Regions from separate parts of the Homo sapiens genome. Here region 1 is linked to region 2. Evidence: chromatin loops called from intact Hi-C (ENCODE). Cell type or tissue: dorsolateral prefrontal cortex. All regions are shown on one strand. Links, peaks and the distances in the headings refer to the core of each region. The heading gives the core; the rest is flanking DNA. Region 1 has its middle 17 kb from the start of CIT. Region 2 overlaps PRKAB1 (protein kinase AMP-activated non-catalytic subunit beta 1).

Evidence for each region. Hi-C counts contacts between places; a loop is a spot of excess contacts. Peaks named below come from ENCODE experiments on the same cell type or tissue, not always from the same donor. Only the 100,000 strongest peaks of a DNase experiment are listed, where the experiment ranks them.
Region 1: a loop joins it to region 2, with 2.6 times the contacts of the local background. A loop is called at or near these places in 8 of 110 quality-filtered maps.

Annotation. Positions count from the first base shown.
Region 1 is chr12:119,890,457-119,898,866 of GRCh38, forward strand. No RefSeq gene overlaps it. Among named protein-coding and RNA genes, the nearest start is that of CIT, 17 kb to the left of the region's middle. In dorsolateral prefrontal cortex, for the core only: no CTCF peak of the experiment used is centred there; no DNase peak of the experiment used is centred there.
Region 2 is chr12:119,671,099-119,679,320 of GRCh38, forward strand. PRKAB1 (protein kinase AMP-activated non-catalytic subunit beta 1) reads left to right here. Exons shown (of 7, transcript NM_006253.5): 2 at 1,203-1,366; 3 at 2,866-2,959; 4 at 3,242-3,356; 5 at 5,439-5,572. It overlaps LOC124903033 (a long non-coding RNA gene), which reads right to left. Exons shown (of 2, transcript XR_007063485.1): 2 at 3,302-5,328. Among named protein-coding and RNA genes, the nearest start is that of PRKAB1, 7.1 kb to the left of the region's middle. RefSeq lists enhancers at 6,304-6,805, 6,806-7,305, 8,109-8,222. In dorsolateral prefrontal cortex, for the core only: no CTCF peak of the experiment used is centred there; no DNase peak of the experiment used is centred there; H3K27ac peaks cover 8,000 bases.

The DNA of each region.
Region 1 (8,410 bases), core at 85-8,084, 220 kb after region 2:
CTGACCTCAAGTAATCCACCGGCCTCAGCTTCCCAAAGTGCTGGGATTAAAGGCGTGAGCCACTGCACCCAGTCCCTCCTTCCCTCTTATAAAGACTCTTGTATCTCATCTTGGATAATCCCGAATAACTCCCCCATCTCAAGATTTTAAATTTAATCACATTTGAAAAATCCCTTTTGTTATAAGGTAATATACCCTTGGGTTCTAGGGAATGGAATGTTGACATCTTTGAAGCACTAATATTGGGCCTACTGGAAAGGTTGAAGAAAAGTTAGTGCAGGCAAGAATAGGTAGGTGAGGTCAAAGACTTTCCTTTTTTTTTTTTTTTGAGATGGAGTCTCGCTCTGTCGCCCAGGCTGGAGTGCAGTGGCACGATCTCGGCTCACTGCAAGCTCTGCCTCCCAGGTTCACACCATTCTCCTGCCTCAGCCTCCCAAGTAGCTGGGACTACAGGCGCCCGCCACCACACCTGGCTAATTTTTTGTATTTTTTAATAGAGACGAGGTTTCACCATGTTAGCCAGGATGGTCTCGATCTCCTGACCTCGTGATCCGCCCACCTCAGCCTCCCAAAGTGCTGGGATTATAGGCATGAGCCACCGTGCCCAGCCTTAAAGACATTCCTTTTTAATGACTAAACGCTTATCCATTACAAAGAATTATGTTTGCAGTTTCATTCTTTAAGACTAACTGGATTGGCCTTTTCCATGATAAATAATATTGGGTTGCACTTTTCTACTCCTTTTGCTTTTAGACTGCTTTTGTAATGTTTTCTCTATTTTTCAACTTCTAATAAAGTGAAAACACTTGGAGAGGCTGACTGCAAGATGCATTAGTTCAGCTTTCCGTGTGAGAAAGATCTACAGAACCCAAAGATTTCTATTTGGGGCATGTATATATTGGCAAAAACACTGTCCAGCCTTGCATAGCTCTTTGCTTAAATTAATTTTTTTTTTGAGACAGGGTCTCACTCTGCTGCCCAGGCTGGAGTGCAATGGTGCAACCTCAGCTCACTGCAACCTCCAACTCCCAGGTTCAAGTGATCCTCCTGCCTCAGCCTCCTGAGTAGCTGGGACCACAGGCGCGCACCACCATGCCCGGCTAATTTTTGCATTTTACTAGAGAGGGCCACCATGTTGGCCAGGCTGGTCTCAAACTTCTGACCTCAGGTGATCTGCTGATCTGGGCCTCCCAAAATTCTGGAATTAGAAGTGTGAGCCACTGCACCGGGCCCATCTTAACTTTTTTTTTTTTTTTTTTTTTTTGAGACGGAGTTTCACTCTTGTTGCCCAGGCTGGAGTGTAATGGCGAGATCTCGGCTCACTATAACCTCCACCTCTGGGTTCAAGTGATTCTCCTGCCTCAGCCTCCCAAGTAGCTGGGATTATAGGCGCCTGCCACCACACCTGGCTAATTTTTGTATTTTTTAGTAGAGATGGGGTTTTGCTATGTTGCCCAGGCTGGTCTTGAACTCCTGACTTCAGGTGATCCGCTGACATCAGCCCCTCAAAGTTCTGGGATTACAAGTGTGAGCCACCACTCTCGGCCCATCTTAACCCTTTTTTTTTTTTTTTTTTTTGAGACGGAGTCTTGCTCTGTTGCCCAGGCTGGAGTGCAGTGGCACAATCTCGGCTCACTGCAACCTCCACCTCCCAGGTTCAAGCAATCCTCCTACCTCAGCCCCCCTAGTAGCTGGGATTACAGGCATGCGCCACCATGCCCGGCTAATTTTTGTATTTTTAGTAGAGACGGGTTTTGGCCATGTTGGCCAGGCTGATCTCAAACTCCTGACCTCAGGTCCTCCACCTGCCTCGGCCTCCCAAAGTGCTGGGATTATGGGTGTGAGCCAACACGCCATGCCATCTTAACCATTTTTAAGCGTACAGTTCAGTGGTAGTAAATGCGTTCACATGGTTGTGCAAACATCACCACCATCCATACACGGAACTCTTTTCATCCTGCAAAACTAAAACTCCATCCCCATTAAACACAAACTCCCCATTCTCCACTCCCCCAAAGCCCTGGAAACCACCATTCTACTTTCTGTCTCTGAAATTTTGACTACTCTAGATATCTCATATAAGTGGAATCATATAATATTTGTTCTTCTGTGACTGGTTTGTTTCCCTTAACACAAGTTCATCCATGTTGTAGCATGTGTCAGAATTTCCTTCCTTTTTAAGACTGAATAATAGTCTATTGTATGGATAGACCACATTTTGTTTATCCATTCATCTGTTTTGGGAAGGGGGTTGTTTGTTTGCTTTGAGAAAGGGTGTTGCTCTGTCACCCAGGCTGGAGTGCAGGGGTGTGATCAGGGCTCACTGCAAGCTCCAACTCTTGGGCTCAAGCAATTCTCCCACCTCAGCCTCCTGAGTAGCTGGAATGGCAGGCATGCACCACGACATCATTTTGTTTGTTTGTTTTTTGTTTTTGAGACAAGGTCTCATTCTGTTGCCCAGGCTGGAGGGCAGTGGTGTGATCTTGGCTCACTGAAACCTCCACCTCCCAGGTTCAAGCAATTCTCATGCCTCAGCCTCCCAAGTAGCTGGGATTACAGGTGTGCACTACTATGCCCAGCTAATTTTTGTATTTTTAGTAGAGATGGGGGTTTCACCATGTTGGCGAGGCTGGTCTCAAGCTCCTGACCTCAGGTGATCCACCCGCCTCGGCCTCCCAAAGTGCTGGGATTATAGGCAAGAGCCACTGTGCCCGGCCCCCATTCATCTGTTGATGAGCACTTGGGTTTACTTCTACCTTTTGGCTATTGTGAATAATATGTACAAATATCTCTTTGAATCCCTGATTTCAATTATTTTGGATATATCTCCCGAAGTGGAATTGCTGGATCATAAGGAAATTCTATTTTGAGTTATTTAAGGAACCACCATTCTGTTTCCCACAGTAGCTGCATCATTTTACATTCCCAGCAATGCACCAGGGCTCCGATTTCTCTACATCCTCGTCAACACTTGTTGTTTTCTGTTTGGCAGTAGGCGTCCTAATGGGTGGGAAGTGGCATCTCCTTGCATAGTTCTTCGAAGCTGTCACATCAGCTCTTTACTTCCCACATATTACGTAAAGGGAGAATGCCAGCATATGCCCTCCATAGCCTTAATTCTGAACTCCTGACTTCCATTTCCTGGTCCACCCCGGGAGAACTGGACAGAAACTGAAGGAGTCATGATGTTCTCCAAAATGAAGCACAAGGAAATAGGTTTAAGCCAGCTGATTCCCAAGCTAGGCTAGGAGACTTTACAGATGATCAAATTTCCAAATGTATGTGTGTGTGTGTGTCTCTGTGTGTGTGTGTGTGTGTGTGTGTGTGAGACTGACATAGGATTTCAACAACTTATTTTGCAAAATAAGAATATTTTTTAAAATGTTTAATGTTATTTTATAATATTTTTGTTTTATAATATTTTATTCTGCTTTATTTAAAGACAGAGCCTCGCTATATTGTCCAGGCTGGAGTATGGTGGCTATCCACAGGAATGATCACAGCTCACTGCAGCCTTGAACCCCTGGGCAATCCTCCTGCCTCAGCCTCCCTAGTAGCTGGGACTACAGATGCATGTCACAGCACCTGGTTCTATTATTTTATTTTATTTAAAAATAATATGTATTTTAATATTTCTAAATGTTCAAATAATTTTAAAAGAGCATCTGTTATCATGACTTCATAAAAGCAATGAAATTAAAATGACAGAAAAACTGAGACTATATTATTCAGGATTCTCCAGAGATGCAGAGATGCAGAACTAATCAAAGATATATACATGCATACATACACATCTATTATACATACACACCCATATATACACACATACATATGCACACACACACATACATATCCATATACTTACACACATATATACACACATACACACATATATAATACACATATGTATACACACATGCACACACGCATACACATAACCACATATATACACACATACACATATGCACACATATATGCCCATATATAATACACACATATACACACATACACACATATACAGAAACACATATACACACGTATACACATGAATACACATATACATATGTATATACATACACACGTGTATACACATATTTATACATACATATATACACAAATATACACACATATATATGCTTACACGATATATACATACATATATACACATACATATATATACATACCAACATCTGTACATATATATACATACACACATATACACACATATATACATACACACACATATATACACACACACAATATACATACACACCTAGATACACACACACCTATATACACACACACACACATCTCTGAAGCTGGCAGACCTGGGTTTAACTTCTAGCTATGCCCCTTATTACCTGTGTGTAGGCAAATTATGTAACCTCTTTTTTGTCTCCATTTCGTCATCTATAAAATAAGATCACAACACCTACCTCCCTGGGCTGTTGTAAGAAATATGTTACATAATTTGCCTCCGACCTGGGTTTCTTCCAGGGGTCTTTATCTTAGAAAATGTCCATCTGGAAGTATACAAACCTGAAGCTAGGCAATGAAGCTGTAAAAGTTTTTCTGGGGAAGTGCTCTCTGAGCTGATATCAGAAGGAAAGGTGGGAGTTAACCAGGGAAAGAGTGGGAGAAAATATTCCAGGCAGAGGGAACAGCACATTCAAAGACCCAGCAGTGAAAAGGAGCCCTGACAGGAAGATGTTGGTCAAAAGGTACAAAGTTTCACTTGATAGGATGAATCAATTCAGGAGAGCTATTGTACTGCATGGTGACTCTAGTTAATAACAATGTACTGTGTGCTTGAAATTGGCTAAAAAATAGATGTTGGCTAGGCTTGGTGGCTCATGCCTGTAATCCCATTGCTTTGGGAGGCCAAGGGCAGGAGTTTGAGACCAGCCTGGTCCATCCTGGTGAAACCCCATCTCTATGAAAAATACAAAAATGAGCCAGGCATGGTGGTGGGCACCTGTAATCCCGGCTACTTGGGAGGCTGAGGCAGGAGAATCGCTTGAACCCGGGAGTTGGAGGTTGCAGTGAGCTGAGATCGTGCCACTGCACTCCAGCCTGGGTGACAGAGTGAGACTCTGCCTCAAAAAAAAAAAAAAAAAGTAGATGTTAAATGTTCTCACTACAAATAAAGGTGAGGTGATGAATATGTTAATTAGTTTGATTTAATCATTTCACATGTATACGTACATCAAAACCTCATGTTGCACACTGTAAATGTACACAATGTGTATTTGTTGATTATACCTTAATAAAGGTGGAGGAGGAAGGGCAAGAGAGCCTTGAGTATCAAATTGAAAGAAAGCAGTGTCCCTAAAGCTCTGAACACAGTGAGGGATGAAGATGAGGGCTTAGTTGAATACTTTGGTTTTGAAATGCGTGTCCACTTCTAATGGCTGCTATAACAATTTTTCAGCAACGTGGTGGCTAAAAGCAAACAAAATTTATTCCCTCACAGTTCTAGAGGCTAGGAATATGAAATCACTATTGCTGGACTGAAATCAGCGTGTCAGCAGGGGATACACTCCCTCGGGAGCCTCTAGCAGGAGAATCTTTGCCTTTCCTCACTTAGCTTCTGGTAGCTGCCAGCATTCCTTGGCTTGTGGCTGTTTCACTCCAATCTTCAAGCCTAGCATCTTTAAGTCTCCCTCTGCTCTGTCTTCATGTCACCTTCTCTGTATGTTGTCCGATCTCCCTCTGCCTCCCTCTTAAAAGAATATATGTGACTGGGCGCGGTGGTTCACGCCTTTAATCCTGCACTTTGGAAGGATCACTTGAGCCCAGGAGTTTGAGACCAGCCTGAGCAACACAGTGAGACCTTGTCTACAAAAAAATCAAAAAATTAGCTGGGCTTGGTGGTGCATACTGTGGTCCCAGCTACTTAGTAGGCTGAGGTGGGAGGATTGCTTGAGCCCAGAAGGTGGAGGCTGCAGTGAGCCACAATTGCACCACTGCACTCCTGCCTGGATGGCTGAGCAAGGCTCTGTCCCAAAAAAAGAAAAAAAAAAATGCTTGATAGAATCCAGAACAATCTCTCCATCTCAAGACCCTTCTTTTTTATTTTTTTTTTTGAGACAGTCTTGCTCGTTGCCCAGGCTGGAATGCAGTGGTGAGATCTCAGCTCATTGTAACCTCTGCCTCCCAGGTTCAAGTCATTCTCCTGCCTCAGCCTCCTAAATAGCTGGGATTACAGGCACCTGCCACCACGCCCAGCTAATTTTTGTATTTTTAAAAGAGACAGGGTTTTGCCCTGTTGGCTAGGATTGTCTTGAACTCCTTACCTTAGGTGAGCCACCTGCCTCGGCCTCCCAAAGTGTGGGGATTACAGGCACGAGCCACTGCACCTGGCCATCTCAAGATCCTTAATCACATCTTCAAAGCTTTTCCTTCCTTTTTTTTTGGAGATGGAGTCTGGCCTTGTCACTCAGTCTGGAGTGCAGTGGCATGATCAAGGTTCACTGCAACTTCCGCTTCCCGGGTTCAAGCCATTCTCCTGCCTCAGCCTCCTGAATAGGTGGGACTATAGGCGCGCACCGCCACGCCCGGCTAATTTTTTGTATTTTTTAGTAGAGACGGGTTTCACCGTGTTGCCCAGATTGGTCTCGGACTCCTGAGCTCAGGTAATCCACCCGGCTCGGCCTCCCGGAGTGTTAGGATTATAGGCGTAAACCACCGCACCCGGCCATTCAAAGAGCCTTTTTCTAAATAAGGTAACATTTACAGGGATTAGGACATGGCCATCCTTTGAGGGACTATTCTGCAGCCTACCACAAAAAAATGCATTTTATAATCAAGGCCTGGCATACAGAGAGCATTGAATAAATATTGGCTACTAGTATCATTACCAATGTCAAAATCATTACTATCTAAGATATCTTGTTTGCCTTTTCACCTTAACTCCATGCAACTAGACTTGAGCAAAATTTTAGGGATTAGTCATCCGCTTTTTCATTTATTTACTTATTTTTGGGCAATATGTACATTTACATAGTTCAAACTCAAAAGGCACATCCAAAGAGAATATCTCCCTCCAGACTACCATTTCCTCTTCATGGAGGTATCAATGAACGACTTTTATGTGATTCCTCCCAGAATTACATTCCATAGAAAAACCACATATTTGACCAGGCGCAGTGTCTCATGCCTGTAATCCCAGCACTTTGAGAGGCCGAGGAGGGAGGACTGCTTGAGTCTAGGAGTTTGAGACCAGCCTGGGCAATATACCAAGACCTCATCTCTACTAAAAATAAAAAAAATTACCAGACGTATTGGTTTTCGCCTATAATCCCAGCTACTCAGGAGGCTGAGTCAGGAGAATCGCTTGAACCTAGGAGGCAGAAGTTTCAGTGAGCCGAGATTGCACCATTGCACCCCAGCCTGAGTGACAAGAGCAAAACTCTGTCTCAAAAAAAAAAAAAAAATAACATAATGAAATCCTGTCTCTACTAAAAATACAAAAATTAGCCAGGCATGGTGGCGTGTGCCTGTAGACCCAGCTACTCAGCAGGCTGAGGTGGAGGAGGATCACTTGAGCCAAGAGTTGGAGTCTGCAGTGAGCTGTGATCATGCCATTGCACTTCAACCTGGGCGACAGAGTGAGACCCTGACTAAAAAAAAAAATATATATATATATATATATATGGCAACTCTATTACTACATAAAGAGCTTCTAGCTTTCTTCCTGCTTTATTTCCTTCTTTTTTTGGGGGGGGCGGGGGGGTCAGAGTCTCTCTCTGTCACCCAGGCTGGAGTGCAGAGGCATGATCATGGCTCACTGCGACTTCCTGAGCTCAGGCAATCCACCCACCTTAGCCTCCTGAGTAGCTGGGACTTCAGGCACCTGCCACGACAACCAAATAATTTTTGTGTTTTTTTGTAGAGGCGTGGTCTTGCTATGTTACCCAGGCTAGTCTTGAACCCCTGGGCTCAAGCGATCCTCCTGCCTCAGCCTCTGATAGTGCTACAATTTATTTATCTTTTATAGCTGCATAGTATTCCATGGAATGGTTGTATCAAACTTTATTTAATCAGCCTAAAAATGATGGGCATTTAGGTTGTCTCTAATGTATCGCTACATCAAACAATGCTGCAAAGAGTGACTTTTATGTATGTTTCACACGTGCAAGTTTATCTGTATGATAATTTTTTTTATTATACTTTAAGTTTTAGGGTACATGTGCACAATGTGCAGGTTAGTTACATATGTATACATGTGCCATGTTGGTGTGCTGCACCCATTAACTCATCATTTAGCATTAGGTGTATCTCCTAATGCTATCCCTCCCCCCTCCACCCACCCCCACAACAGGCCCCGGTGTGTGATGTTCCCCTTCCTGTGTCCATGTGTTCTCATTGTTCAATTCCCACCAATGAGTGAGAACATGTGGTGTTTGGT
Region 2 (8,222 bases), core at 1-8,000:
AGGTTATCATTTATCCTAATGAGGGTTCAGTCTTTGTCTTGCTTTATTCCCCAGTCCCTAGACAGAACTTTGTGAGTAGTTTTTCCCTTCCTCAAAATCTGGATTTGCCTATTTTCAAGTTGACAGCTCTAGAATTGTTCCTCTTAAATTTTCATGTACAGTCATACATCACTTAATGACAGGGACATATTCTGAGAAATACATCATTAGGTGATTTTATCATTGTGTGAACATCATAGAGTGTACTTACACAAACCTAGTCTGTTCTCATGCTACTATGTAGAAATACCCGAGACTGGGTAATTTATAAAGAAAAGAGGTTTAATTGACTCAGTTCCGCATGGCTGGGGAGGCCTTAGGAAACTTACAATCATGGTAAAAGGCACCTCTTCACAGGACGGCAGAAGAGAATGAGAGCAAGCAGGGGAAATGCCAGATGCTTATAAAACCATCAGATCTCATGAGACTCACTCACTGTCAGAGAACAGCATGGGGAAACCGCCCCCATGATCGATACCTCCACCTGGTCCTGCCCTTGACACGTGGGGATTATGGGGATTACAATTCAAGGTGAGATTTGGGTGGGGACGCAGAGCCAAACCGTATCACCTAGTCTATATGGTGTAACCTGTTGCTTATGGACTATAAACCTGTACAGCATGTTATTCTACTGAATACTGTAGACACTTATTCCACAAGTATATTTAAGGATTTGTGTACTTAAATGTATCTAAACATAGAAAAGATAACAATAAAAATATGGTATAATCTTATGGGACTACCATATACACAGTCCGTCGTTGACTAAGACATCATGCACATGACTGTACTTCAAATCTTGCTTGATTAAGGGAGGAACATGACATTAAGCTAGTCTTGGATTCGTAGTAGCCCCTTCCAAGTGTGTTTCATAGCTTCTTCTAGAATTTTGATGTCAACTTCTTTAATGACAACAATAGCTAATAATTAGCACTCACTGTGTCAGACACTATATAGAGCACTTACATGGACTGTCTCAGTCTTCACAACCTTAAAAAATATATTTCTATTTTGCAGGCAAGGAAACTGAGGCACCACTAGTAAGTTTCCGATCCTAACCATGAACCAAGATAGTAACAGCTGCGTCTTTAGAATGAATTGTCAATATTGTCTGTTGTAGGGAGCTCGCTTATGGCTTTCTGAGTAAACTGCTCTGCTTCTAGGCACCAGAGAAGGAGGAATTCCTGGCCTGGCAGCATGATCTGGAAGTGAATGATAAAGCTCCCGCCCAGGCTCGGCCAACGGTGTTTCGATGGACGGGGGGCGGAAAGGAAGTTTACTTATCTGGGTCCTTCAACAACTGGAGTAAACTTCCCCTCACCAGAAGGTAATTGCCTGGGGAGTGTTCACATATTTGTCTTAACATAAATTCTCTTCTTTCTAAAACATCTCTGAGAGAGAACAGAAAATGGATGTTTCTATAAAATGGATGCCTAGTGGAAAAATAATTTTGCTTAATAAGTCTTAAGGTTCAAATGTTAAACCTTGGTGGTCTCTAGGTTTAGAGTACAGAAGAAAGAGAATATTTCTGTGTCACAGACATCTTTCACTTCAGATCCTCAGCTATCTGTTCGGTCAGGACTTTTCCACAGAAACACAAAAATCTGTCTTAATGCAGTAAGGGAGCACTGGGCTGGAATCTTAGAAACCCACATTTGAGCCCACATTGGCCATGCTGTCAGTCACCTAACGTTAGTTAACCTGAGCCTCAGCGTTCGTTTCTGTAAAGAGGGAATATTGGACCAGATCATCTCTGAGGTTTCATCTAACTTTGACTCTGCGTAATACTTTGTTTGAAAAGTACATGTTGGCTGGGCATGGGGGCTCATGCCTATGATCTCAGCACTTTTGGGGGCTGAGGCAGGAGGATTGCTTGAGGCTAGGAGTTCAAGACCAGCCTGGGCAACATAGTGAGACCCCCATCTCTACAAAAAAATTAAAAATTAGCTGGACATGGTGGTGCACACCTGTATCCCCAGCTACTCGGGAGGCTGAGATGGGAGGATTGTTTGAGCCTGAGAGGTCAGTGCTGTAGTGAGCAGTGGTTGCACCACTGCACTCCAGCCTGGGCAACAGAGCAAGACTTTGTCTCCAAAAAGAAAAGAAAAATACATGCTATGTAGGTGTCATTAGCAAGGATTATAGTAAGACATTTTATCAGGAACCCCAGCATGGACTTCTGTCTTAAGTTGTCAGTGAGAGAACACCTTTAGTGAGTATTCTTGATAAAATGAGGGAGAAAGTGTCAGGCCTATTGTCAGGGGCTGCCTGCTTTCCAGCGTTTCCATTGGAGAAGGAGGGAGCCACTCAGCACAGCAGTCACAGGTCAGTTCAAGCCAGGGGACAAAACAACCCAGTGAAGGGGCTCTTCCGGAGTTTGGTTTTTCAGTCATTAGGCAAGTTTCTTTAGAGAACATTTGAGCTTCCTATTCAATTGATCCCTTCTCCTGCCCAAGGCAAAGTGACAAAGGGTAAAACGAGGCAGCTTCTGTTTATCTTGTGTTGTCATCCTCCTTGGCATCCAGGAGCCTTGCGAGCTTGAGACGCACAAATGCCTGACTGTTGACCTTTTAACATTAGGGATGTGGTTTCCTGGTATTTGAGTAAGGTGAGTTTTCAGGAAACTGTGTCGCACTGCTGCTTCCTTATAGCCTTTTCAGATTGAGGTCATTATGCTGAATTGTCTAAATGGGCTAAAAATGTTTGTTCTCCTGCAGCTGAACTCTTGGTTTTATGTGGAAACGTTTTGTTCTGTAGCTGGTTTGGCAAGTAAGCTCGGGGGGCAGCCCACCCCACGGAAGTCCTCTGCTTCCTTTTTCCTTGCAGCCACAATAACTTTGTAGCCATCCTGGATCTGCCGGAAGGAGAGCATCAGTACAAGTTCTTTGTGGATGGTCAGTGGACGCACGACCCTTCCGAGGTACTCTTCCTCCCACCTCTGGTCCTCTGGGTGCCCGCACATTCCAAACAAATCACCTTCCCAAGAGATTGCCGCTAGGTCCCTTTGCCCAGCTAGTAAAAGTCCCCGTGTGTGGCAGAGCTGAGTAGCAGCACTACCTGTCAGACAGTTGGCATACTTGACCAAGATGAGCAGGGTGGCTAGCCAGGAGATGAGGCCTTCCAGCCAGGAATTCCAAGTCCTCTGAAGAATAACTCCGCAGACCTTCCACGTTATGATTTCTGCCTATCTGTCTCTTCCCAGCCCATAGTAACCAGCCAGCTTGGCACAGTTAACAACATCATTCAAGTGAAGAAAACTGACTTTGAAGTATTTGATGCTTTAATGGTGGATTCCCAAAAGTGCTCCGATGTGTCTGGTATGAACACAGTTATTTTATACCACATGCGTGCAGGTGGGGGCTGTACAGTCTAGACATACTCTTGTTTCTCTTGCCTCTCTTGAGCTGAAGCTGCCCAGTCAGATAGGCATTTATAGCCCCCACTTAAAGGCCACAGAACTTAATTCCTGTCAGGTTGTTGAAATTTAGCCCTAAGGGAGCTACAAGTCATTTCCCTGGTCATCTCAGGTATTCAGTAGGTCTGCTTGGCCACAGAACGCAGACAGCAGAAATGGAACCATAGCTTGATCTCGTGCCAAGGGCAGGGCTGAAGAGGCCCTGGAGGGTGGCACTGAGTCAGTGACAGCCCAGCACTGGGGAAGCCTGTGTCTCATCCCACTTGTGGTGCCTGAAGAATTTCAGCCTGACAGGTGTAAATGGACACCTCAGTGACCTTAGCAGTCACTTATGTGGTACATTAGCACCTTGTCAGAATCCCTTTGGGGAGGATGCGGCTCCCCACGGGAAACAGCCTGCACAGCCCAACTCTCCTTGATGGGAAGCTATTTGGTACAGAAATACAGACCCAGTAAAACTTCTCCATCTTGTAAGAGCCTTTCAGGCATCGAGGTTTCAATAAATTGCTTTCCCTCCAAGCCCCACAGGAAGAAACTACCTGGAACATGATTCATACAGTTCGGGGGAAGAGGGTTGCGATCTAAAGTGTTCCCCTTCTTGGAGGCGGGGGCTTAACAATTCCTGGACTCTGAGGGAGGCAGTGGAAAGATGCCCTGGCAGAATATCTGGCGCCCTAAGAAAACAGATTCCGTTCGTTGACAGGAGAGTTCTTCATCATTGTCTAGTTAGGCCTGGAAGTTCTGCCACCAGGATTTCTTGTTACCAGTTCAGAAATCACAGTGGTAAAATGATCACAATGGGCTCACTGTGGTTGACAGTTTGTTGAGCAGGACTTGGAAATCCGAAATCTGTGCTTTTATCTGGGTAATTAGTCTTTTAGAGATATCATCTAGTTTTTTTGCAGATAGTTGAGAATCAGGGAATGGAGGAAGTGTGCCCAAATATCCTCCAAAATATATAACTTACTGATACATGTAATTTTAAGCCACTTACAAGCTTTTTAGTCAAATTTCCACCTAGGGAAAGGAAACGGACCCCTCACTGATACGAAGCTAATTCCACGTTCTCTACAGACTTCTGTTTCGACACTTACTTCCTCAAAATGTTATTTACTCCTTATGGCTCAGTTTTCTGCACTTCATGCTTTTCTCAGTTTCTTGCTGTGATATGGTTGGGTCACATAAACGGGGCTTGTCCCCTGAAAAATGACATTGAGGGAATTGGCAGAGCTGGGGCATAGCAGATTTTCCCTGGACCAGTCCCAGGATCTGGCGACCAGAACCATCCCACGCGTTCTTTGGATGATGGCTTGGTACCTTCTGGCTGGCCAAACGTCACTATCCAGTGTTCTAGCATTATGAAATCCTGCTCTTGTAGCAGCTTCTCAGTGTATCTGAATAATCCAGATACTCAAGCAAGAGTTTGGAAGGAACTTGAGTGTAATGGAGTTAAAGAGCCTTTAGATATTGGGCTTTCAATTTTCCCCCCCATTTTGAAATGTGCCTCGTTTAGCCTGTTTTCTCCACGGCCTCTGTGTAAACAGACTGCCTCATCTTCTGTTGCATTGCGGCCGGGGGTGCCCATAACTTGGACTTAGCTACTCAATCCTCACTTAGCCTCCAGCTTCTTTGTGGTTTTGCCAGCCCAGCCTGAAGGGAGAAGGAAGTCTTATTCTGCCGTGCGTGTGGGATTAAGTTATCGAGAATAGCCTCCTTGTGATCTGACGCAGACTCACTGGCTGGGCCGTGTCTTCCACCAGGGCATCTGAGTTGACTACTGAGTTGTATGCTAGTCACCCAGATTCCAAAAGGGTTTTCTCCTCTCCTCTATTCTGCACTCTTGGAACCAGTGCATCCTTCAAGAGAATGTAAATCTGCATTGAGGGAACAAGAGACAAGGAAAATGAGATGATGACAACATAAGTAAGGCTGCTCCTAGAATGCCTGATTTTCAAAGTAAAGTCCTGTTACCATCTCCCAACAGAGCTGTCCAGTTCTCCCCCAGGACCCTACCATCAGGAGCCCTACGTCTGCAAACCCGAAGAGCGCTTTCGGGCACCCCCTATTCTCCCCCCACATCTCCTCCAGGTCATCCTGAACAAGGACACGGGGATTTCCGTAAGTATGTGGGCATCTGCCCGGACCATCCGCCGTGGGTCATGTTCAGTTGCTTTCTTTCCTGTGTCCACCTCTTGCAAAGCAGCTGGTGAGCAAGCTCAGTGTCACCCCCTAGTGTGAACTGTGCCGTTCACCTCTGCTGTGGGGATGGGCTGATAACAAGAGGTTCCCAGTGTGGACACCGCTGCCTCGTCTTGCAAAGCCTTTCTGCACTACTCTTCCTTGTCCTTCACGCCTGCCTCAGTCTAAGCCCTGTTCAATTTACATTTCATGACAAACTGTATCACCATCTCTTCTTAGTAAGCTACATGCTCTGGCCCCCACATTTTAGAATCTAGTTTTAATCATTCAATTGCTTTTAGAAATATCAGTACTCCTGGATCAAAATTTGGGATATCTAGGTAACACACATTTCTCCTCCGGGAAATTATTACATGCAGAAAAGAAGTGTGTGTCCTCCTGGATCTTGAAGAACAGCCAGTTCTGTTGTGATTCTGTTTTCTGTTCCATCTAACCTGGATTGCCTGCCCAGTCCGCCTAGCTCTGGGATGCATGGCACAGCCGTAATTCTTGGGAATCCAGGAATTCAGCTTGGTCCAAGCTACCTCTTAAGAGGCATTGTTTACGAGGTGCTTAAAGTAACCATGCTGCTACTGAACACTCCACCCTGAAGTGGAGGGCATGTGTGCTGAGACGAGGAATGCACGTGTACACATGCAGGTGTCCCTACAGTGGTCCCTGCCGGGCTGCCAGGACAGGGTCTCAGTGCTTGTTACCCTACAGGGTACCCAACAGGGCTTGCCTTTCTCAGGTCACCTCCTGTGCTGGGAGTGCCCCTGCAGCTGGGTAGCCATCCTGGTATAGGCCCAGAAGAGGCCAGTGGTAAGGACAGCACGCCTCAGCTGGCAGGGCCCACCATCTTTCCAGCACTGAGTTGGCAACAGTCTCAAATAGGTCACAGGTGAAGAGTTTCAAGGACATGTAGCTTCTGCCTTAGAAGCACTTAGTTGACACTGCTTCCCTTAGCTCTAACTTTACAAAGGTTGGTGGGTAAGATGACTTTCAGTGCCCTCCTAAGCTAGTGAGGTTTGTTTTTTTTTTTTTTTTTTTTTGAGACGGAGTCTTGCTCTGTTGCCCAGGCTGGAGTGCTGTGGTGCCATCTTGGCTCACTGCAAGCTCCGCCTCCCGAGTTCACGCCATTCTCCTGCCTCAGCCTCCCGAGTAGCTGGGACTACAGGCCCCCGCCACCACGCCCGGCAAATTTTTTGTATTTTTAGTAAAGATGGGGTTTCACCATGTTAGCCAAGATGGTCTCGATCTCCTAGCCTCGTGATCCACCCGCCTCGGCCTCCCAAAGTGCCGGGATTACAGGCGTGAACCACCGTGCCTGGCCAGGTTTTGTTTTTTCTAGAAAAGGGAGGCATCACTAGCCATCTTCTCTGATGGAGACTGCTGCTGGGAATAGACAAGCTGAGAGTGGCCCAGGGGGCTGGGAATATGAGAATGTCAGGACCCCTCTGTCCAAGGTAGCACTAAGCTCTAATGTAAACTGTGGTTACAGTTGTCACTACTAAAGGGTTAACATTTATTTTGCCCCAAACTAATCTTAAGTGCTTTTCGTGTATTCTTATTCAAGCCTCACAACAACCATGTGAAGTAGGTGCAATTATTACCCCCATTTTAGGGATGGGGAAACTGAGGCACAGAGCAGTAGGGAGAACACTTAAAATCTACTGTCTTAGAGATTTTCAAGAATACATTGTTACTAATAGTCACCGTGTTGTACAGTGGATCTCTTGAACGTATTCCTCCTGTCTAACTGAAATGTTGTATTCTTTGACCAGCATCTCCCTACCCCCACCACTCCTAGCCGCTGGCAACCACCACTCTACTCTCTACTTCTGTGAGTTCGACTTTCTTGGATTCCACATAAGTGACATCACATGGGATTTGTCTTTCTGTGCCTGGCTCATTTCACTTAATGTCCTCCAGGTTTATCCATGCTGTCACAGATGACAAGATTCCTTTTGTAAGGCTCAGCAGCACTGCATTGTGTATCAGTACCTCATTTCTTTATCCATTCATCCATTGTGGACACCTACGTTGATTCCACGTCTTGGCTATTATGAATAGAGCTGCAGTGAACGTGGGAGTACAGATATCTCGACATGCTGATTTCATTTCCTTGGAGTATCTACCCTGTAGTGGGATTGCTAGACCATGTGGTAATTTTAGTTATAACTTTTTAGGAACCTTCATGCCATTTTCCATAATGGTTGTACTAATTTACATGCCCATCAGCAGTGCACTAAAAGTAGCTTTTAAGTGTTCTCACCACAAAAACATGGTAAGCATGTTCTGCGTGTGTTGATGAGCTTGATTTAGCCATTCCACAATGTGTCCATATTTCAAAACAACATATTGTACATGGTAAATATACATAATTTTATCTGTCAATCTTTGAAATTGATTAATTTTTTAAAAACCCCTCTTAGGCTCACACAGCAACTGGCTGAGCCAGCAGTCACATCAGGCTTGGCTGGTGCCAGATCCTTGGTAGTTGGTGCTCTCAGCAGCCACCCTGAATGGCCTCCCAGCGGGAGCTTGCTGAGTATTTGTTGACACAATGATTGGCCCAGCCTCTGGGATC